Linked DNA regions of Homo sapiens: region 1 is linked to region 2. A link is a loop called in an ENCODE intact Hi-C map of the cell type or tissue named here. Cell type or tissue: heart right ventricle. All regions are shown on one strand. Each heading gives the region's core, and the rest is flanking DNA. Links, peaks and the distances in the headings are about the cores only.

Region 1 (11,458 bases), core at 3,651-6,150, 58 kb before region 2:
ACTTTCTTTGTGCTTATTTGTAACTTTCTGATCTTTTTACAAGAAACAAATAATACAGCAATAACTCTTTCAAGTCTCAGGCTTCTTGGTAGGAGCTCAAGCCTGTATATACAATCCTCTTTGAAGCTGATCTTTAACTATAATTCCTAGTTATTTTATTTGTTGCTAATTTTGCCAAACACAAATTTGTAAGTAAATGTTTAACATGTATTTAAAGTAAAAATGAAGACCAATCAGGTTCAAGAAGCAGATTTCCAGCTGGGCATGGTGGTTTGTGCTGGTAATCCCAGCAATCTGGGAGACCAAAGCAGGTGGATCACTTGAGGTCAGGAGTTTGAGACCAGTCTGACCAACATGGTGAAACCCCCTTCGCTACTAAAAATACAAAAATTAGCCAGGCATGGTGGCAGGTGCCTGTAATCCCAGCTACTTGGGAGACTGAGGTGGGAGAATCTCTTGAACCCAGGAGGCGGAGGTTGCAGTGAGCCAAGATCGTGCCACTGCACTCCAGCGTGGGTGACAGAGTGAGACTCCATCTCAAAAAAAAAAGAAAAAAAGAAACAGATTTCCTTAAACACATAAACACAAATCACTGTGAGCAATAACTGCACATTTTTACAGAAGTAAGATAAAGAGGATATTTTGTATGATAAGAGTGGTTGGTGAGGGAACTATCTTAGAAATTGCTTTGAAAATTGATTTATAGTCATTCAAGGAATTATTTCTTGAATGTACTCATCTTATTCTGTCTTTAGGCTCATTTTATATTTGGCAAACATACTGTATCAGTCAGAATCCTAACAGGAAACAGATGGCACAGTCAACAGTATAATTGAAGAGCGTTTGATAAAGGGACCGTTTACAAAGATGAGGGCAGAGCTCCGGAAAAGCCAAATGCCTTGGCTGGCAACATCAGAGAGTGACCACCCTGCCTGGGTTGAAAGAGCAAGAGGGAAGACCTATTATCAGAACTCTGAAAGGGCCACCTGAGAGAAGCAGGGATTTCATAGAACAAAAGTTATTATCCTGGTCACGTAGGGCAGCTGTACTACATGTTTTGGCTCAGCCTTTCAGGCAGCTTCAATCTCAGGACAGCTCCATATCAACACAAGCTTTCACAATCATCATGGCAGGAGAAGAGCCTGGATAAGCACATGCCAGCTCTTAAATGCTGCTAATTAGAAGTGGTGCATCACTTCTGCTCACATTCCATTGGCCAAAGCAAATTATTTGGCTTTGCCCACCCAACTTCAAGGGAGTAGGGAAGACAGTCTTCCTATCTACTCAAAAACAAAGGAGAGGGCCGAGCACTGTGGCTCATGCCTGTAATCCCAGCACTTTGGGAGGCCGAGTTGGACAGATCACCTGAGGTCAGGAGTTCGAGACCAGGCTGGTCAACATGGTGAAACCCCGTCTCTACTACAAATACAAAAATTAGCTGGGCATGAGTGCCTGTAATCCCAGCTACTCAGGCTGAGGCAGCAGAATTGCTTGAACCTGGGAGGTGGAAGTTGCAATGAGCTGAGATTGCACCATTGCACTCCAGCCTGGGTGACAGAGCAAGACTCAGTCTCAAAAAAAAAGCAAAGGAGAACTGGAAACACTGGTGAAAACCTGAAAAACACAGACAGAGAGTAACCCGTGTTCTTTTACATTATGCTGCATTCTTTTGTATGAGAAAGAAACTTTCATTGGACAATAATACATGCTCTACAGCTATGCTGTCCAATACACTAGCCATCAGCCACATGTGGCTACTGAGCACTAGAAATGTGTCAAGTCTCAATCGAGATGTGTGGTAAGTGTAAAACAAACCTCAGATTTCAAAGACTTAGCATGAAAAAGAACATAAAATAGTTCATTACTGATTTTAAAATATTGAGTACATGTTAAAATGATAATGTTTGATATCTTGGGTTAAGCACAAATCTATTATTAAAAGTAATTTTACCCAGTTTTGCTTTTTAAAATGTTGTTTCTAGAACATTTTTAATTACACATGTGGCTTGCATTTGTAGTTTGCATTGCATTGCTGTTGAACAGCCCTGCTCTAAAGAGTCCTATGGTTTCTAACAGGGTTCTTACTAGAAAGAGGTGAAGAATTACCAAACTCTGCTGGAATTCTCTAGAATAAATTTTTACTTTAATTGATCTTGGAAAAAATGGATTTTTTTTCTTTTATTTTAGTGTCTGATTTAAATTTCTTTATACAAATTCAGTATCATTTTTTTCTCTCTTCCATAAAGGCGCAGCACAGATGGTTCAGAGAAACCATTATTCTACATAAAGTCTTTTTTATAAAATGTGGTTACATGAAATTCAGTTTGATTAAAACAAAGGGAGCCATTCCTCAAACACGTTGTTTTTCAGTTTCTTAGTTTTTCACAGATATTCAACTTGAAGTCTTCAACTTTTTTTTTTTTTTTTAACTGGGAGGGAGAGTACAGAGAAGGCCACTCACCTTGCCTTTTCATATATATGTAGAGCTGAAATTGTAAGATGTTCTGAAGTTTTCTTGGAATTTTGGTCTAGCAAAAACTATTGAGTGGTCTGTGCCACAGATGTCCTTCCTCCTCTCCACCCACCCTAGACCCCTCTTCTTCCCCTGTACCCATCTGTCTGCCCTGGATGCTGACTTGGGTGGTCTGCACCAGAAGTCTCTCATCTTTGACTTTTGGTTCTGTTCAGCTAATGGAGAGTTCTGGCCAGACAATCAAGGAGGGAGGGGAGCAGGGTCAGAGTGTCTACTCACCTGGTTCCCTCCTGCAAGGTCGCCTGGTGCTGAACATCCAGAGGTGTCAGGAAAAGAGCATCACTGCAAATAACCCAGGAAGAAAGGATTTAATATAGAAAGAAGAGCTTAGGCAAAAGGTGGAGGGCACTGGGATGAGAAAGTCTGGATGACAGATTCAGAGGGTCAGAGAGATAATCATAGTCACTCTAGCCAGTGCATTGGCATCAGGGCTTCCCAGTATGATAGAGATCATAGACAGTCTACGAAGCAATGCATGTTTGGTTATTGAGTGGGACCCAGAAAAGGGAGGTTGTCAAGGAGTCTGTGGAAGCTGCCGCTAAGTAGGGTGGGCTTGAGGCTGATTTGGTGAGCAGTGACAGCCCTTAGAGAAACATGCTATATTCAGAGCAGGAAGAGAGAGGGCCAGTGTGGGGAGGCCTGCCAGAAACATCACATCTCTCTGTCACTGTCTGACCAAGATGACCTCCCAAAAGTAATGGTTTTTCCCTCAAGTTCACCTTCCAAATTTCACTTGAATTCCTCTCCTTGGCAAACCCTAACTTGGAACTATACTGGGAAGGGCATTCAGGAAACTGACTTCCCAGCCTCAGACAGGAGCAGAGGTATCAAGCTGACAACAGTCTGGCATAGGCCAGCTGTGTCTCGTGACTGAGGGCCGTGTTACTTTAAGGAAGCCTTCTTTTCACCACTGCAAGTTCCAGAGTTTGCCTCGGCTCATGCTTTCAGGCCTGAGATATCCCTTTTCATATGTTGGGAGTGGTAACAGCTTCCTTGGGTGAATGCCCTATCCCTTGTGATTCCCGAACACTCTGCCCTCCCTCCCCCATGAATAATCTTGATCTGAGGGTGCTGTCTGCATTCCACTGTGACTCAGACTGACAGGTCCCCTGGCATCTTGTGGGAGGCTGTATTAAAACAAGAGGTCTTAGTGTCTCCGCCAATAACTAAAGGACACAGGAGAGCAACATTTTAAAAAGAGATTTGCTGAAGTCTAGGAAAATAAGGCAGTTTTTCCTGCCTTTCTGCCTGAGTTTTTTAAAGGCTTTACAATACCTTTTAGGAAAAATAAACTCATTATAATAATACTAAGTTAAAAAAGGAAGTTATCAGGATGCATTTTATATGTTATAGTTTATTCTTTAGCAAAGAAATATCAAGATTCCAACCACACATTAAGCTTAACACTCATAGCTTCTTGGTCTTCCAAAGTGTACCTTGTACTTCTTTTGGATGGGAGGTTGAAAAACTTCCTTTGTTTCTTCACCCCCAATTATTTCTCTAATGAGAGGCTTAGACTAGATGATCTCAAGTATCCCTTGTATACTCATAAGGGATACGAAACATTCCCTGTTTCAGTCAAGTTTGTGGCGTATATTGATTGGTGAGGAAAATGTTTAGAGATCTTTTTGAAGCACTAGGTGAGTATATTGTGAAACAAAATTTACCTTCCCATTTCACTAAGAGAATGAGAGACATTTTCACTAATACCTTTGAAAGCATTATGCAAAAGAGTGCATGGTTCTAATAGAACCCCAGCCTAGTTCAGGAGTTGGCAAACAATGGCCTGTGAGTCAAATCCAGCCTGCTGCTTGTTTTTGTAAATTAACTTTTACTGAAACAGAGCCATGCTTATCTGTTTACATATTGTCTATGGCTGCTTTCTCACTACCACTACAGAGCTGAGTAGTTGCAACAAAGTTTATCTGGCCCACAAAGCTTAAAATATTTACTACCTGGCCCTTAACAGAAAAAGTTTGCCAACCCCTAGTTTAAGTAATAAAATTTGTAAGCAGCTCTCTTCAAGTAAAATTCCCTCTCTAGATTTTTCAGAAAAGATATAACCTGAGATCCTAACAATGGGTAACTTAGAGTACAAATAAATGTCTATTTTGGATGCATGAAAATTATAGTACCTCATATAATACGTCAGAGGCAGCCTGATAGCCCTGGGATCTAATCTCAATTTTGTTATTTACCAGCTTAATGACCTTGTGCAAGTTACCTAATCTATTCTCAGTTGTAAAATCGCATGAAAGAGTATGTGAAGCACCCTAAATTTCTATCCAAAATAATCCAAAAGTGAAGGATTATTGAATATTAATTTTTACACTGAAGAAAGATGAAAGATCTGAATCTATGGGGTTAGAAGGTTGGAAATGCATCATATGGGTATAGAACTTAGAATGCAATGTACTCTAAATTATTAAACAACATTTTCTTCCCATTGCTCCCGTAAAGCCACTCCTTCAACAGAAAAACTTGACTCTCTTAGGCAACATATTGGAAACTGTGCATAGGAGTGAGAAACACAACAGCAGAATTTAGAATGAATGTAGCCTGGCAACTGTGTGTACCGGGACCCTGGCCAGCAATGCCTTAGGATAGGAGAGCTCTCAAGCTATGAAGAACACTGCAGTGGGCTCTGCAACTGGACTGTGCAATGGAAGCTTCCAGCTGTGGAGGCACAAGGAGATTGATCTCTAAATGAGGAACAGACAACCTGCCGAGGAACACCTGTGTTCCTCAAATGTCAAACCTAGATCTAGAAGGGTTTAGAGACACAACCCAGAGGAAAGCCTGGGGAACATACAAAGGTTTAAAAAGACCATCCTTTTGTATTTACTTTCAGAACGAAAGGAGGAATAAATCTAATTCTTCTCTTCTGGCTCTGCAAAGTTCGAAGTCCACCAACACACTTCAGCTTGAGCTGAAATTCAACAGATAAGAAAAGATTCTTAATGATTAATCAGCCCCAACACAGTTCTGGAGAAAGAAAGAGACTTTATTTTCATTTTATAGATGGGGAAACTGAGGCTGTGAGCGGTCAGAACCCCTTTGGGGTCATACAATTTTTTTGTGCAGATTGAGAAAGAATCTCTGGGTCTCTGACTCCTGCTCTACTCTTCTTCTCTAGAACCCAGAACTTGTGTAGAATACACTGGACCTCCTCTGATTTATGACATGACCTTGGCATGTTGGGGAATCTCTGTACTTTCGTTCCCTTCTCTGTAAAATGGTCAGAATTCCTGTCTATCTTTCCACATAAATATATTGAAGTTCAAATGTGTTCACAGACAGGAAATCGTGATTCAGTGGATTTGGCAGATGCTTATTTTCCTACATAAAATTCATCCTCTTCTTTCTAATTGCTTGCAGCAATCTGCCCAGCTTCAGGGAATAAATCATGATTAAACCACTACAGTTATGGTAGTCCCATGCCCTTTTGCCAGAGGTTGGACTAGATATTTTCATGTGACCCAGACTCCTCAATAAAATCTGGAGGAGAGCCTGAAATGGGTTTTAGAAAACTCTAAGGATAGTCCTGTTATACCTCTTGAAAGTCACAGGTGGTAATGTGCAGAAAAGTTTAAGTGTCTGCAAAGGATACTCTCATGTGCGGTATGAGGTAAGATGGAAGACAGCAGGGGTGGAGCAAAGCACAAGTCAGTTACAAACTCACACACTGATTCAACAAATATTTATGGTGTGCCCACCATGTGTTAGGCACTGGAAACACATCAGAGAACAAAACAGACCAAATTCCTGGGCCCCATGGAAATTACATTCTAGCAAGGTGAAACAAACAAGAGAAGTAAGTACAACATGCAGCATATTGGTAATAAGTGCAAAAGAAACCAATGAAGCAGAAATAGGGAAGTGAATGAATTAGGGTGTTGAGATTTTAGGTAGGGTAATGAAGGATGTCCTCCTGGAGAAGGCAGCTTTTGCATAAAGCCTGAAGGAAGTGAGGAAGTGAGCCATGGTGGAATCTGGAGTCAGAACAGCCCTCTCAGAGGAGACAGTGAGGAGGCTGGTGTGGCTGGAATGGAGTGAGCCATGGGGGAGGAGTAGAAATTGTGATCAGTGGTATTGAGAGCCACATCAGTTGTGTGAACCCTCAAAAGCACTGTGGTTCTTACCCTGAGTCACACAGGAATCCAGGGAAAGGTTTTGAGCAGAGAGATGTGGACAAATCTTTATCTTAGCAGGATCATTCTAGCAGCTTTGTACAAGTAGGCTGAAGAGGCACAAGGACAGAAATGAACCACATAGTAGGATATTTAATATAGGTGAGAGTCATTGGCAGCTTCAGCCAGAGTGGTAGCTTGGAAAGGTAAGAAGTTGTTCAGAATCTAGATATAATTGAAGACAGAGTTGGCAGGTTCTATTAAATATAAGAGTGGGGTTTGAGGAAGTTGAGGATGACTCCAAGGTTTTTGATTTGAGCACCTAGATTGATGGAGTCTGGAAGATTGTAGGAACATCAGGATTTGGAGGCAAGGCCAGAATCTTGCTTTTCATCTTGTTTGAGATGCCTATTAGTCATCTAAGTGGACATGTCAAGCAGGCCATTGGATAACAAGTCTAACAAATTGGGCATTTAATTGCATGGAAGAAACACCAGAAATGAGTCACAGGGAAGCATCTGACTCTCTGTGTGAAAAGCAGGATAATTTCTTCAAACCTCAATTTCCTCATCATTGAAATGGGAGTAACAACCAGTGTTGTGAAGGTTTAATAAGATGATAAAAGGACCTAGCACAGTTTTTTTGAGCAATAAACAGTAAATATTATTAATAATTACTTACTATTTTTACATTTTCCTGCCTGAGTAGAATCTACAGAAAATTAAGTCACTTGACCTACCATTTAGTTTCCTTGTCCTAAGAATAAAGGAATCTCTGAGTATTTTTAATGGGCTTGGTGACTTACAATTTCTTATAGCTGTCATATAGGTCTAGGGTAAAGATGCAATTTTTTTCCTGTTTTATAGATGAGGAAACAGACTTAGAAGTAAAATAACTTTCCCAAAGTTACACAACTAGTGTCATCTTCGAAGATCAGTTTTTCAATTATTTTTAATTTAACACATTGCATCTTTAAGAACCTTCTCAAATATATCTACTTTTTACTGACACCGATTTTAAAAAATGAACACTTTCCCTCCATGTTAATAAATAATTTTTAGGAAGAGGTTCTCAAAATTTAGTTTTCAGAGAACAAAAGTCTAGATAGAGTAGGGAATTCTTACCCACAATAAGAATTAATGCAAATATGGATGTTTCATAATGAATGATGATAACCTTCTGGGTTTACACTTAATGGATATGTCCACTTGACAAATGGCATAGCGATTATCCAACACTTCCCCATGTAGGTTGATCCACAGTAACAAATGGCCATACTGCCCAAAGTAATTTATAGATTCAATGCCATCCGCATCAAGATACCATTGACTTTCTTCACAGAATTAGAAAAAACTACTTTAAATTTCATATGGAACCAAAAAAGAGCCCATATAGTCAAGACAATCCTAAGCAAAAAGACCAAAGCTGGAGGCATCGTGCTACCTGACTTCAAACTATACTACCAGGCTGCAGTAACCGAAACAGCATAGTACTGGTACAAAAACAGATATATAGACCAATGGAACAGAACAGAGGCCTCAGAAATAACGCCACACATCTACAACCATCTGATCTTTGACAAACCTGACAAAAACAAGCAATGGGGAAAGGATTCCCTATTTAATAAATGGTGTTGGGAAAATTGGCTAGCCATATGCAGAAAACTGAAACTGGACCCCTTGCTTATACCTTATACAAAAATTAACTCAAGATGGATTAAAGACTTAAATGTAAGATCTAAAACCATAAAAACCCTAGAAGAAAACCTAGGCAATACCATTCAGGACATAGGCATGGGCAAAGACTTCATGACTAAAACACCAAGAGCAATGGCAACAAAAGCCAAAATTGACAAATGGGATCTAATTAAACTAAAGAGCTTCTGCACAGCAAAAGAAACTATCATCAGAGTGAATAGGCAACCTACAGAATGGGAGAAAATGTTTGCAATCTATCCATCTAACAAAGGGCTAATATCCAGAATCTACAAAGAACTTAAACAAAATTATAAGAAAAAACAAACAACCCTACCAAAAAGTGGGTGAAGGATATGAACAGATACTTCTCAAAAGAAGACATTTATGCAGCCAAAAAGCATTTGAAAAAAAGTTCATCATCACTGGTCATTAGAGAAATGCAAATCAACACCACAATGAGATACCATCTCACACAAGTTAGAATGGTGATCATTAAAAAGTCAGGAAACAACAGATGCTGGAAAGGATCTGGAGAAATAGGAATGCTTTTACACTGTTGGCAAGAGTGTAAATTAGTTCAACCATTGTGGAAGACAGTGCAGTGATTCCTCAAGGATCTAGAACCAGAAATACCATTTGACCCAGCAATCCCATTACTGGGTATACACCCAAAGGATTATAAATCTTTCTACTATAAAGACATATGCACACGTATGTTTATTGCAGCAATGTTCACAATAGCAAAGACTTGGAACTAACCCACATGCCCATCAATGATAGACTGGATAAAGAAAATGTGGCACATAAACAATGTGGAATACTGTGCAGCCATAAAAAAGGATGAGTTCATGTCCTTTGCAGGGTCATGGATGAAGCTGGAAACCTTTATTCTCAGCAAACTAACACAGGAACAGAAAACCAAACACCACATGTTCTCACTGATAAGTGGGAGTTGAACAATGAGAACACATGGACTCAGGGAGGGGAACATCACACACCGGGGCCTGTCGGGGGGTGGGCGCTAGGGGAGCGATAACATTAGGAGAAATACCTAATGTAGATGATGAGTTGATGGGTGCAGCAAACCACCATGGCATGCGTATACCTATGTAACAAACCTGCACATTCTGCACATGTATCCCAGAACTTAAAGTATAACAGAAATAAAAAAAATAAATTAAATAAAAATAAATAAATAAATAAGAGCTAGCCAAATTGTAAAAGCTAAGTACCCATCAGTAAATGTTTAAGTTATGTTTAGCCCTATCATGCTCTATATCATCATGGAGTGCTTAAGAAAAACATAATAAGCCAGGCACGGTGGCTTATGCCTGTAATCCTAACACTTAGGGAGGCCATGGCGGGCAGATCACCTGAGGTCAGGTGTTTGAGACCAGCCTGACCAATATGGCAAAACCCCGTCTCTACTAAAAATACAAAAATTAGCCGGCTGTGGTGGCACATGCCTGTAATCCCAGCTACTCAGGAGGCTGAGGCAGGAGAATCACTTGAACCCAGGAGGCAGAGGTTGCAGTGAGCTGAGATCACGCCACTGCACACCAGCCTGGGTGACAGAGTAAGACTCTGTCTCAGAAAAAAAAAAAAAAGAAAAGAAAGAAAAGAAAAGCATAATAATACAGCAATTATGGTAAATAGAATAAAGGCAAGCTAGGACTAATACAAAATGCTCTGGCCTACATGAAATATGCATGCATTAGAAAAAATACCTTGTATTGTATTTCCTTTTATTGTATTTCCTTTCATGTTCACAGTGGCTGATCTTTCCCTATTCTTATAACAGTCAACAGTTTGTGTATTTACATGTGCCAGACCCTGCATTTAGTGTTTTATAGATATCCTTATTTAAACATTAACCATAGGATGAGATTATATCTTTTTTTAAACCATTACCATGAATACTTTTATTTTTTTAGCACAGACTATTATAAGTGGATGACCAGTTTTCATCCTTTTTATTTAAACAGCTTTATTGTGGCATATTTTACATATCACAGAATTCATCTATTTCAATACAATTCAGTGATTTCTAGTAACCTTACCAAGAAATGCAGTCATCACCATAGTCCAGTTTTATAATTTTTTATTTCCCTACTAAGCTCCTTCGTGTCTATTTACATTTAATCCTCATTTCTACTCCCAGCCCCAGACAATCACTAATTTAATTTCTGTCTCTATATTGCCTTTTCTGGACATTTTATATAAATGGAATTATACATTATGTGGTCCCTTGGTCTTTTGTACCTGGCTTCTTTCACTTAGTGTAATGGTTTTGAGTTTTGTCTATTTCATAGCACATGTCAGCAGTTTATTCCTTTTTATTGCTGAGAAAATCTCCCAGTATAGTGAATATACCAGCTTTTGTCTATCCATTTGCCAGATGATGGACATTTAAGTTGTTTATGGTTTGGGGATATTATAAATATATACCATTTCTTAGATGAAGAAACTGTGGCCTCCAAGAAGGTCAGTAACTCTCCCCAGATTGCACAGCTACTCAATGTCAGAGCCAGGGTTTGGATCCAAGCTTACCCAACTCCAAAACCCAATCACGCTGTTTATTGCTAGAATTAGGGGATGAATTTTGTCCTTTATATTTTTGTTTCTATACATCTTATGATATATATTTTATAATTTAAAATTTTGTTAGAAGTGTTTAAATATCTTTAAATTGTGACCAATAAAGCTATGATGTGTTACCTCTTCCAGGGATAGTCAGATTTTGTGGATAAAGTGTTAGCTTTATTCATTCCTTCAGTAAAGCTGTCACATTTCAGCCCTCAACAAAAGATAAACCAAAGACAGGGACCATGGTAGCAGGCTACCCCAGAGATGCCTTGCAGATTTACCTCTGCTGAAGCCTCTGGACTTTGTGCTAGCACTGCCATAGAATTGCTCAGGGTCCTCCTGGAACCATAAGACATCCCGGGCTTCTGTTTGAAGCTGAAGGTTAAAGATGAGGCCAGAACAACCTGAGTGATAGGAGTAAAGTGTTCCTCAATGAAAACATTTCCTGATCAATCTGTCTTTTATGAAGTCAGACAAAAGTTGAGTAAATCCTGGTATTTTTACTGGTTTGT
Region 2 (11,458 bases), core at 5,257-7,756:
TCTCTTGCCAGGGCTCACCATTGGCCTCTGATGCCTTGTAGGTGCCTCCAGTTGGCTGACCCCAGTTGGAGTCCTGGCCACCCATGGCAGTCTGTAGAAATAAGCCTTTTGGAGCTGAGAGCAAAACAGAAAAAAGTGGAGAATGCATCTGGAGGTAGAAGGCAAAGGGAGAATAAAGCACGACAAGTACAGAGTAGATTAGAGAATTACTGTTGATTGTTAGATGTAATTGTCTTGTGAGATCAGAGAATGCTCAGTTTTTTTGTTTTTTTTTTAGATGTACATTGAACTATTAAGGAATAAAATGTCATAATGCCTCATTCATTCTGAACTGATTCAGCAAGAGAGACAGATAGATAAGTAGGTAGATAGACTAGATATACAAAGCACATATAGACACAAGCTTTTTTCTTATTTATTGCTACCAACTTCATGCATCCAGCCTCCAATCGTGTCATGCCTAAAGAAACAATCCCTGCCCCCGTTTCTTAGACCCAGTACCTGGCACATGATAAACGATAAAAAATAAGTTCTTACCCATGCATCCCTTTTTCAGTGGGAATTATACTTCTTGGCTGCCCCCTACACACTTCTATTATAAAGAAATTTATATTGTTATATTTTTTCACCACAAGAAAAATTATCAGGTTTAAAGAGGGGGATTAACTAATGATAAAGGTGTAAACAGTGCAAGAAGACTTAATTATTCTTAGCGTGTGTGTGGCTAACAACAGAGCACTAAAATGAGTGAGGCAGAAACAGATAAAAGTGCAAGGAGAAATAGATAAATCCAGTATCATAGCTGGAGAATCCAACACACCTTAATAAGAAATGGACAGATCCAGCAGGCAGGAAATCAGTGAGGACATAGCTGAACTCAGTAGCAGTACCAATCAACTAGATATGATTGATATCGGTAGACTGTTTCACCTTACACATTCTTCTCAAGCTCACATGGAACATTCACCATAATACACCACATTCTAGGCCATAAAATGCACCTTAACAGTTTAAAAGACTAGAAATCACACATCTGCTTTCAGACCACATTGTAATTAAACTAGAAATCAATAACAGAAAGATAGAGGCCTCAGCTCCTGCTGATGAAAAAATAATAACTGAAGGATAGCTAGAAAATCCCAAATACTTGGAGATTAAGAAACACTCTTCTAAATAATATATGGATAAGAAAAAAATCTCAAGAGAACTTAAAAAATGTTTCAAACTAAATGAAAATGATAATACAACTCATTAAAATTTGCATAATGCAGCAAAAACAGTACTTGGAAGGAAATCTATAGCATTGAATACATAAACTAGAAAGGAAGAAAGATCTACAATAATCTAAACTTCTATTTTAGAAAACTTAAAAATAAGAGCAAACCAAATGCCAAATAAGGAGAAGAAAAGACAATGAAGAATTAGAGCAGAAATCAGTGAAATGGAAAATAGGAAATTAATAGACAAAATCAAAAGTTAGTTCTTTAAAAAGAATATTAAAATTGGTTACTCTCTAGGCCAAGAAAAAAAGAGAAGACACAAATTAGAGTTGTCCCATGATATCCCTGGGGAATTGTTCCAGGACCCAACATGGATACCAAAATTTATGGATGCTCAAATCTCTTACATAAAATGGCACAGTATTTACATATAGCCTACACACATCTTCTCTCATGCTTTAAATCATCTCTAGATTACTTTTAATACCTCACACAATGTAAATGCTATGTAAATAATTGTTACAATGTACTGTTTTAAAATCTGTATTATTTTATTCTATTTTTATTTTTGCTTTTCAAAAAATACTTTTGATCCATGGCTGGTTGATTTTATGAATGGGGAACCCATGAAGATGGAAGGCTGGCTGTACTAATATCAGAAATGGAAGAGGAGAGACATCACTAGAGATCCCATGGATATTGAAAGGATAATAAAGGAGTATTATGAGCATTGTTATATTTTATGTCTCCTATAAGCTGTAAATTCCTACATAGCAAGAATTCTGTCTTACTCATCCTTTAACAACTACTGTGTACCTTATAATGTTTCATAAAATATTATGATTTGGTTTTATTATTCACAAAAGAATGCTATAAGAGGTGAAAAATGGAGAGGCTAGAAAGCATAAAAACAAGTTACATCAGGTGGTAGAGCCTGGTTTAAGGGTCAAAGATAAAAGAAGGGAAGGTTAAGGGCAGGGCTTTAGAGGGAGAGAGGATAAACACAGTTTGATTAAATGGCTGATTCAGCCGGGTGTGGCGGCTCATGCGTATAATCCCAACACTTTGAAAGGCTGAGGCAGGAGGATTGCTTGAGCCTAGGAGTTCAAGACCAGCCTGGGCAACATGGAGAAATCCTATCTCTACCAAAATACAAATACAAAAACAAAAATTAGCCAGGTGTGGTTATATACACCTGTAGTCCCAGCTGCTTGGGAGGCAGAGGTGGGAGGATTGGTTAGGTCTAGGAAGTTGAGGCTGCAGTGACCTATGATTGCTCCACTGCACTCTAGCCTTGGTGACACAGAGAGATCCTGTCTCAAAACAAAAACAAACAACAACAACAAAAAACATATATATATATATATGAGGTTTATCCACAGTAAAGTTCAGTCTAGGGTTAATAAAAGATTCTAGGGTTCACTAAGACAAAGAGTAGTCGCAGTAGCAGAGCCTTGGGTGAAGCTAAGGTCCCCAGGAGATCTGGGATGTCTGTGAGGAACAGTGAGGCTTAGTCATTCAGACAAGCCAGCAGAAGTGAAGTTTAGAGAATGTGGATGGGCCTCAGGCTCTAGACATCAAAACAAACAGATAGAAAAGGCAGAGTGTAGAATCCAGACAGTGAGGCTCACAACAAGGTATGCAATTCTGCATAAGCAGATTTGAGGGGACACCAACTATGGACTGATGTAGATAAATATTTCTGGTAATTCCAGTTAGTGATTCACTCTGAACTCACATAGGATAGTATCTCTTCAAAGGCACTTGTGTTGTAATTAAATGCACACATAAGACATAATGCTTATTGAGCCCTTAGCATGTACCACCCACTCTTATGCATACTATATGTTTAAACCATTTAAACTCACACCAACCCCCTGGGGGTAGGTAGTATTATTATCCCTGTTACAGATAAGGAAAGTGAGAAGTAGGAGTTAATTGGTCTCATGATCCCCTACAGGCTGGCCTTCCAGAAAAAGGAGGTAACTTGCCCCAGGATACCCTGGAAACCAATCAGAATGAATTGCCTTAAACTCTGGCTTGTAGCCCAAAGCAAGGCTTGCCCACAAGTCTTGCCAGTATGTGGTTGAACAGAAATTAGAATCCAGACAGCCTGAGTCCTTTTCTTGCCAGGCAGGGGCTGGGGCTTCCCCAACCATGAAAGTTCAGGTGGTAGATCCTGCCACTGCTTTGCACACCAGCTCCCTGGTGCTAACCTCAACTGCCAGTGCTGAGCTGGAAGGATAGGGCTGGAGGCAAACTCCTACCCCATCATGTTGCTGGTGTATTCCATCCTGGTATTGGTCACACCAAGGAAGGGCCTGGACTTTCCTAATCATGCAGCTTAAAAGCAACACAAGGCAAGGCGGGGAGTCCGCTCTCCTGAAGTCTGACATCCAGGAAGACCAGATTGCTATGTGCTGTCTTTGACTTACTTGGAGACTCACACACCTACACTAGTGCCCCCTTATCTGAGGGGGATGCATTCCAAGACCCCCAGTGGATGCTTGAAACCATAAATAATACCAAACCCTACATATACTATGTTTTTTCATATATATACCTATGATAAAATTTAATTTATATAATAGATTAGGCAGAGACTAATAACAATAACTAATAATAAAATAGAAGAATTATAACAACATACTATAATAAAAGTTAACGTGAACATTGTTTGTCTCAAAATATCTTATTGTATGTAATATTTTTGGACTGTGGTTGTTCATAGCAAGTGAAAACTCAGATGGGGGAGGGTGGCATACTGTATTTATTTTCCTGTATCCATTAGTGTTTCCCAGTGAACACTGCACCAGGAGGTTGGCCATTTGTCTTTATTTATACATCAAACTAAGGCATGGAGAATAAGAGCTTGGTAAGGTCATATAGCCAGGAGGTGGTTGAACTGAGATTCAAACTGAGACAGTCTGAGTCCAAATTCTACCACCTCTTGTGTGTGACATTTAATGGATAGGTGGGCTTTTGTAACCAGTGTCTCTGCCTTTCTCCATGATTCACAGCACAGAAACTTGTGCATACATTCTCACTTGATATCTGAATGACTGTAACAGTGATGTAAATTAACAAGGAAGGGAGATAGCCCTGATTTAATTGGAAATCACTGACAGAGCTCGCCCAGTAAACTCTCTACAAACAGAATACAAATGTTTTGTATTTAATTGCTAAAGTGTTTTAAAATTGAACTCAAATTAATAAATACTTATTGTATCTGTCAGTTAAACGAAACAACCAATAAACAACCAACTCTGTTTTCTAATCAAGAGGGACTGATCCTTTAAAAAAAATAGGGTTTAAAAAAGATGATATGATCAATGTAAAATTGGATTATAGACTTTTAGAGTCTTAAAAGATGAGAAAAGAGATAAAGATGAATAGATATGGAGTAACTAGGATAAGACTCTCTCACAAACTGGACCTTAAACAGATTTAGGAAGAAATATAGGATTAGGATAGAGAAAAAGAAGAGAAAGAATTGCCTATAGGCATAATAAAAAGCACAAGTGTATCAATCAACACAGGGTATTGTGGACCAGTGAGGAAGGATCATGATCTAGACTAGGGGATTCATGTTGGAAACAGTGAGACAAGTTAGAAAGGATAGGATGGGACATATTATATGGTTCCAAACATAATAAATGAGCACTTGAGCTAGAAAGTAGTATAATGTTCACAGGTGGTAAAGAGGTATAATGAAAAAACTATACTTCACAAAAATTAGTGGTGTTCAGTGGGTTGGAGAGAAGACCAATTAGAAGGTTATCTGTGGAATTACAACAACCCAGTGAATTGAGCTGATGGAGAGAGATGCTCCTCCCACTACCAACACTCAAACATAAGGCAAAAATATTTATAGGTGATGAGTAATGATGAAAAAACAAAAGAACAAATGATAGATGACATGAAGAATGGGAGTAGGGAAGACCATATTTAAGACTCTGAGGTCATTAAATGATGTAACATGTTTACTAGCCCAAAAATATATACTAAAAGAGTAGAAAGAAAACAAAAAATTTCCAAATCAGTAGCAAGGATCAAGAAAACAATCCAAATGGAAGGAAAGAACAATGTCCCTTGGAACATAACAATAGAACATAATATGAACAGTACCTCCTTCTATGTAGTGTAGATATTAAACATAGGGTGGGAAGTACACATATCAATTTCAAAATAGTGGTTTAATCTGAAATTGTTAAACAGAGAGGGAGGGAAGCAATAGAACTGAGAGAGCGTTCAAAAGCCTTTTGTTGTATCTGTAGAGTCTTTTATTTCTTAAAAATACAATCGTATACCACATGATAACATTTTGGCCAATGGACTACACATATGACATGGTCCCATAAGATTATAGTACTGTCTTTTTACTGTACCTTTTCTATGTTTAGATATATTTACATATACAAATACCACTGTTAAATTGCCTACAGTATTCAGCACAGTAACATGCTGTGCAGGATTGTAGCCTAGGAGCAATGGGCTACACCATGTGGCCTAGGTGTGTCGTAGGCTCTACTATTTTGGTTTGTATAAGTACACTCTATGATGTTCACACAATGATGAAATCACCTAACGATGCATTTCTCAGAATAAGTTTCTGTTGTTAAGCAACCCATGATTGTATCTGAAGCAAATATCTATATCTCCTTATTAAACCTTAGGGTAAGTACATAAATTAGAGAATAAGTATATTATTCTCTAATTTGCTATTGTATTATATATAATATATGTATATGTATACTATGTATATATTATACATAGTATACATGTATAATATACATATATAGTATATGTATATTATATAATATACATATAATATATATAATATATAAAAATATATAATATATATAATATATATAATATATAAAAATATATAATATATATAATATATATAATATACAATATATATAATATATATAATATACAATATATATAATATATATAATATACAATATATATAATATATAATATATATTATATATATAATGTTAATATATAATATATATAATTATATATATATAATGTATACATATGTTATATACATATATAATGCAATAGAAAATTAGAGAATAATATACATTTGTGTACTTAGCCTAAGGTTTAATAAGGAAATATAGATATATTATACTATATTATATATGTAGTATAATATTTGAAAAGCTATTAAAGTAATTGAAGCCTGAGGTGAAGGCTCTAGTTTAATGTTGCACAAGAGGGAGTCCTCCAACATGACTTTCTGCACCTCCATCCCTGGCAGAAATCCCCTAAATAATATCCATGGAGCTGGTGTGGCAACTAGATATGAGGTTACACATTCACCAAGTCTCAAAGATGTGTACCTTCTTACTGTTACTAACAGTTTAAGATTCAACAGTCAAGCTCTGTACCAAAAAAGACAAGGTCCAGGGGATTTATTCTGTAATCTGTTTATAGTGCCCTCTAGTGGCAGCTCTGCAGAGATCTAACGCAGAACTCACTTTTTTTGTGTTGAATATTAACTTTGTATCTATTTTTCAATGTATTAACATAAATTGGATTTTGTTTTTGTTACTAAGCAATATGAGTAATTCTTAACTTTAAAATTGTATTATTCATTCATTACCTACAGAGAGAAGATCATGCTGTTTTTTTTTGTTTGTTTGTTTTGTTTTTTTAATTGATCATTCTTGGGTGTTTCTCGCAGAGGGGGATTTGGCAGGGTCATAGGACAATAGTGGAGGGAAGGTCAGCAGATAAACAAGTGAACAAAGGTCTCTGGTTTTCCTAGGCCGAGGTCCCTGCGGCCTTCCGCAGTGTTTGTGTCCCTGGGTACTTGAGATTAGGGAGTGGTGATGACTCTTAACGAGCATGCTGCCTTCAAGCATCTGTTTAACAAAGCACATCTTGCACCGCCCTTAATCCATTTAACCCTGAGTGGACATGGCACGTGTTTCAGAGAGCACCGGGTTGGGGGTAAGGTCATAGATCAACAGCATCCTAAGGCAGTAGAAGTTTTCTTAGTATAGAACGAAATGGAGTCTCCTATGTCTACTTCTTTCTACACAGACACAGCAACAGTCTGATTTCTCTATCTTTTCCCCACATTTCCCCCTTTTCTATTCGACAAAACCGCCATTGTCATCATGGCCCGTTCTCAATGAGCTGTTGGGTACACCTCCCAGACGGGGTGGTGGCCTGGCAGAGGGGCTCCTCACTTCCCAGAAGGGGCGGCCGCCGGGCAGAGGGGCTCCTCACTTCTCAGACGGGGCGGCTGCCGGGCGGAGGGGCTCCTCACTTCTCAGACGGGGCGGCCGGGCACAGACGCTCCTCACCTCCCAGACGGGGTCGCGGCCGGGCAGAGGCGCTCCTCACATCCCAGACGGGGTGGTGGGGCAGAGGCGCTCCCCACATCTCAGACGATGGGCGGCCGGGCAGAGACGCTCCTCACTTCCTAGACGGGATGGCGGCCGGGAAGAGGCGCTCCTCACTTCCCAGACTGGGCAGCCGGGCAGAGGGGCTCCTCACATCCCAGACGATGGGCGGCCAGGCAGAGACGCTCCTCACTTCCCAGACGGGGTGGCGGCCAGGCAGAGGCTGCAATCTCGGCACTTTGGGAGGCCAAGGCAGGCGGCTGGGAGGTGGAGGTTGTAGCGAGCCGAGATCACGCCACTGCACTCCAGCCTGGGCAACATTGAGCACTGAGTGAACGAGACTCCGTCTGCAATCCCGGCACCTTGGGAGGCCGAGGCTGGCAGATCACTCTTGGTTAGGAGCTGGAGACCAGCCCGGCCAACACAGCGAAACCCCGTCTCCACCAAAAAAATACGAAAACCAGTCAGGCGTGGCGGCGCGCGCCTGCAATCGGAGGCACTCAGCAGGCTGAGGCAGGAGAATCAGGCAGGGAGGCTGCAGTGAGCAGAGATGGCAGCAGTACAGTCCAGCTTCCGCTGGGCATCAGAGGGAGACCGTGGAGAGGGAGAGGGAGAGGGAGGGAGGGAGGGGGAGGGAGAGGGGGAGGGGGAGGGGGAGAGCAAGAACCGATCATGCTGTTTTCTTTAGGTGGGTTAAATCTTGCACATTTGCATAGGTAAAATGTTACCAATGTAACACTTTAGAAATTCTGTGCTTCATGAAAAGTCCCCGGAGATTTGCCGATGCCTTTATTTTTAATATATTTGAACCTCAAGGAAAACACTGAAATAATATGAAATAATTCTGATGAGGTTTCCTATACTTATCAGTTGTAGTTGTCTGATGATGTCAGTCAAAAACCCTATAGGGTAATCAGTCATCATTTTATTATATGAAACTTGGCCACAAAATTACTTATTTAATTTGAAACTAGCAGCTTCTTGGCCAGTGGTTTTTAACTGGGGATGCATGTTAGACTTAGCTGTGAAGTTTTACTAAAATGTAGATATTTAGGACTCACTCTAGACTTGCTGAATCTCTAATTGATATTCTTGAAATATTCATATTGGTATAGTCTTAACATACTCTTGGTATATTTTGTCTCAAGATTATTACATGTAAAAATTATTTTCATTCTTTTTAATCAATTGTAACACATACTGACATGGAAAACTGGCTAATCATAGTCCTTGTAGACATTGAAAATTGGCTAGTTGTCCCTATAGACATTTTGTCTAAAACTTTTATTTTGCATGCCACAGAAATAACCAAACTTTCTTGTCAGTTGCATTATTCTTGCTATGAACGCTCATCAGGCCTTTCACTTTGAAAATAATCAGTAATCAACTTACCACGTTGTTTTAAGACTTTATCATCTACAGATGGGGTGTGTTTTCCTCTAATGCTTTCCTGAAGACTCGGCAATCAGCTACCCTCCAGAGTTGCTGCCTTCAAATAATGACTACCTCAGAAACTGATGGAAAAGAACTGTACCATGTACTTTTAAACTATTGACACTTCTAAAAATAGACTCTTTCATATAGGCTTCTGTGCTTAGCAACTTTTAGTCTGTCCCTGAGGATTGAGTCAGGATTTTCAGAACTCTAATGGAGAAGCAGAAGGCTTCATAAAACTGCTAACCCAAGCTACCGCAGAACAAGAATTAATTACATAGGAATGAATGAATGAATAGAGGGATGATTGAAGTTATGTGTTTGGAATATTGTTGATATTGTTTTAATGCTGTATTTTCTGGATATATAAGGAAATTCTTTCTTAAGCTATCTGTAACCCCATAACTCCTTATCCATTTGCTTTTGTAAACAGTAATAAAATATTTTTAAATAATATATTTTTCTCACTGACCCTTTCCACCTACCGCTTGAATTCACAAACTATTATCAAGTATTCTTACTTTTCATGGCAATATACTTATTAGCAAATATTCAATAAGAAACTGTTCTTTGTTTACCAGACCATAATTGGAAAAATTGGTTATGTAATTAAGGCCTTGCCTGGAATGTCATATTTGGGAAAGATGTTCATTTAATCAGGTACGATCAGACAATTTTGAGGAACTAAAGAACCAACACTAGGAAAATTCTCCCAGGGAAGCTGATGTGGTACCTGGCTTGTAGGCTGTCTACAGGTAAGTAAGGAAGATCAACGCTGGGAAGGACAGGAAGGGTAGGGTATTTTAGGGAACTCAAGGACAGAGGAATTTGCTGATTATAGATGCTACTGGTAAAATCAGGTAGAGAGAAATTCTTCAGCTTGGCTAAGAACCAAAGCCTTGAAATAGCAAATAATAAAGGCTTTTAAAAGTCCATCTGAGATCCCTATGGTAACTTCCAGAAAAGTAAACTTAAGAAGACCCATATCATAAAGTAATATTCTTGTTGCTTCTATGTAAAAAATCAGGCAAACTTACATGGTTTTTCTTATAGTTTAGATGTCATCTATGTTTGCCGGGCGTTAACATTCTGATTAAGATTTATGGTAAAAAAATGCTATTAATATGGTTTCTATTTCTTCTTTATAAATGATTTATCGTAAAATTCCTTAGTTCATTATTTAATATGAATGAGAAGGAAAGAAGAATGCACTCATTCCATTTTCACACCCTTTAGGGAGAGACAGCGTATATAAGGTGGAAGGGAATTAGAGATGGTGGAGGGGAATATTGAGTCTAGGAAATTAAAGAAAGAAAATGACAGGTTAAGGTTGGATTTCAGAAATATCAACACACTTGGCAGACATTCTGAGAAAACAATATTGTTGCCCCAAAGAAGTGTTTACTCATAATAATGATTTGAGGTAAATTACATTTTCACCTACACAAATTATCTATGATCCATTTCTTATTCCTTCTAGCATTTTTTTCTCAAATTCAAAAAAGGAGGATTGGAGAAAAAAAATAAGTTTTGAATTTGTTCACTGTACCTCACAGCTCACTTCTGGCCATATCACAGTCTTAAGCATTTTCATCTGCTTTTTTGTGAGTCCCCTTTACTTAACTCATCACAACTGGTTTTAATTACTTGGTTAATGGACCATATTGCATCCTAGACTATAAGGTAATAAATATATTTTGTTCAAGACAAAAAAATGAAATGACATTCAAATGTATCTAAAATGGAAGTAACTAGTTCTAGATGGCATTTGCTCCAGTAGGTTTTGCTTTTCCTGATTCACTGTTTGCACCTCCACGTCCCCACCCACCCCATGTAAGAGTAGGGGACTATGCCTAGAAGTACCGTGATAGTGCAGTTGGCACACACGTTTCATGGGAACTTCTGGAAATAAAATGGGTGGCAGGGGTGGAATATGAGTTTAAAATACACACTCAGAACTGATTATTTCAAACCACCTCTTACCATCTGAAAATTGGTTTTGTGTGTGTATTTTAAACATACATTCCCCCTTATTTTATTTCTAGAAGTTTTCACGAAATGCCTGTGCCAACCGCCTGGCATTTTCCTCCATTTTCATGGCACTTCCAGGCATAGTCCTTTAATCTTTTTTTTTTTTTTTTTTTTTAGATGGAGTCTTGCTCTGTCACCCAGGCTGGAGTGCAGTGGCATGACCTTGGCTCACTGCAACCTTCACCTCCCGGGTTCAAGCCATTCTCCAACCTCAGCCTCCTGAGTAGCTGGGATTACAGGTGCCCACCACCACACCCCGCTAATTTTTGTATTTTAAGTAGAGACGAGATTTTGCCATGTTAGCCAGACTGGTCTCAAACTCCTGACCTCAAGTGACCCACCCGCCTTGGCCTCCCAAAATGCTGGGATTACAGGTATGAGCCAGTGCACCTGGCTGAGTTCTCTAAT

Evidence for each region. Peaks named below come from ENCODE experiments on the same cell type or tissue, not always from the same donor. Only the 100,000 strongest peaks of a DNase experiment are listed, where the experiment ranks them.
Region 1: a loop joins it to region 2, with 1.8 times the contacts of the local background. A loop is called at or near these places in 3 of 110 quality-filtered maps.

The regions. Positions count from the first base shown.
Region 1 is chr5:54,356,767-54,368,224 of GRCh38, forward strand. The region is part of intron 1 of LINC01033 (long intergenic non-protein coding RNA 1033); the gene reads left to right. Among named protein-coding and RNA genes, the nearest start is that of LINC01033, 42 kb to the left of the region's middle. In heart right ventricle, for the core only: no CTCF peak of the experiment used is centred there; a DNase peak (open chromatin) is centred at 5,127.
Region 2 is chr5:54,413,170-54,424,627 of GRCh38, forward strand. It overlaps LINC01033 (long intergenic non-protein coding RNA 1033), which reads left to right. Exons shown (of 5, transcript NR_126379.1): 5 at 1,853-1,956. Among named protein-coding and RNA genes, the nearest start is that of HSPB3, 37 kb to the right of the region's middle. In heart right ventricle, for the core only: a CTCF peak has its summit at 6,681 (motif pointing left); no DNase peak of the experiment used is centred there.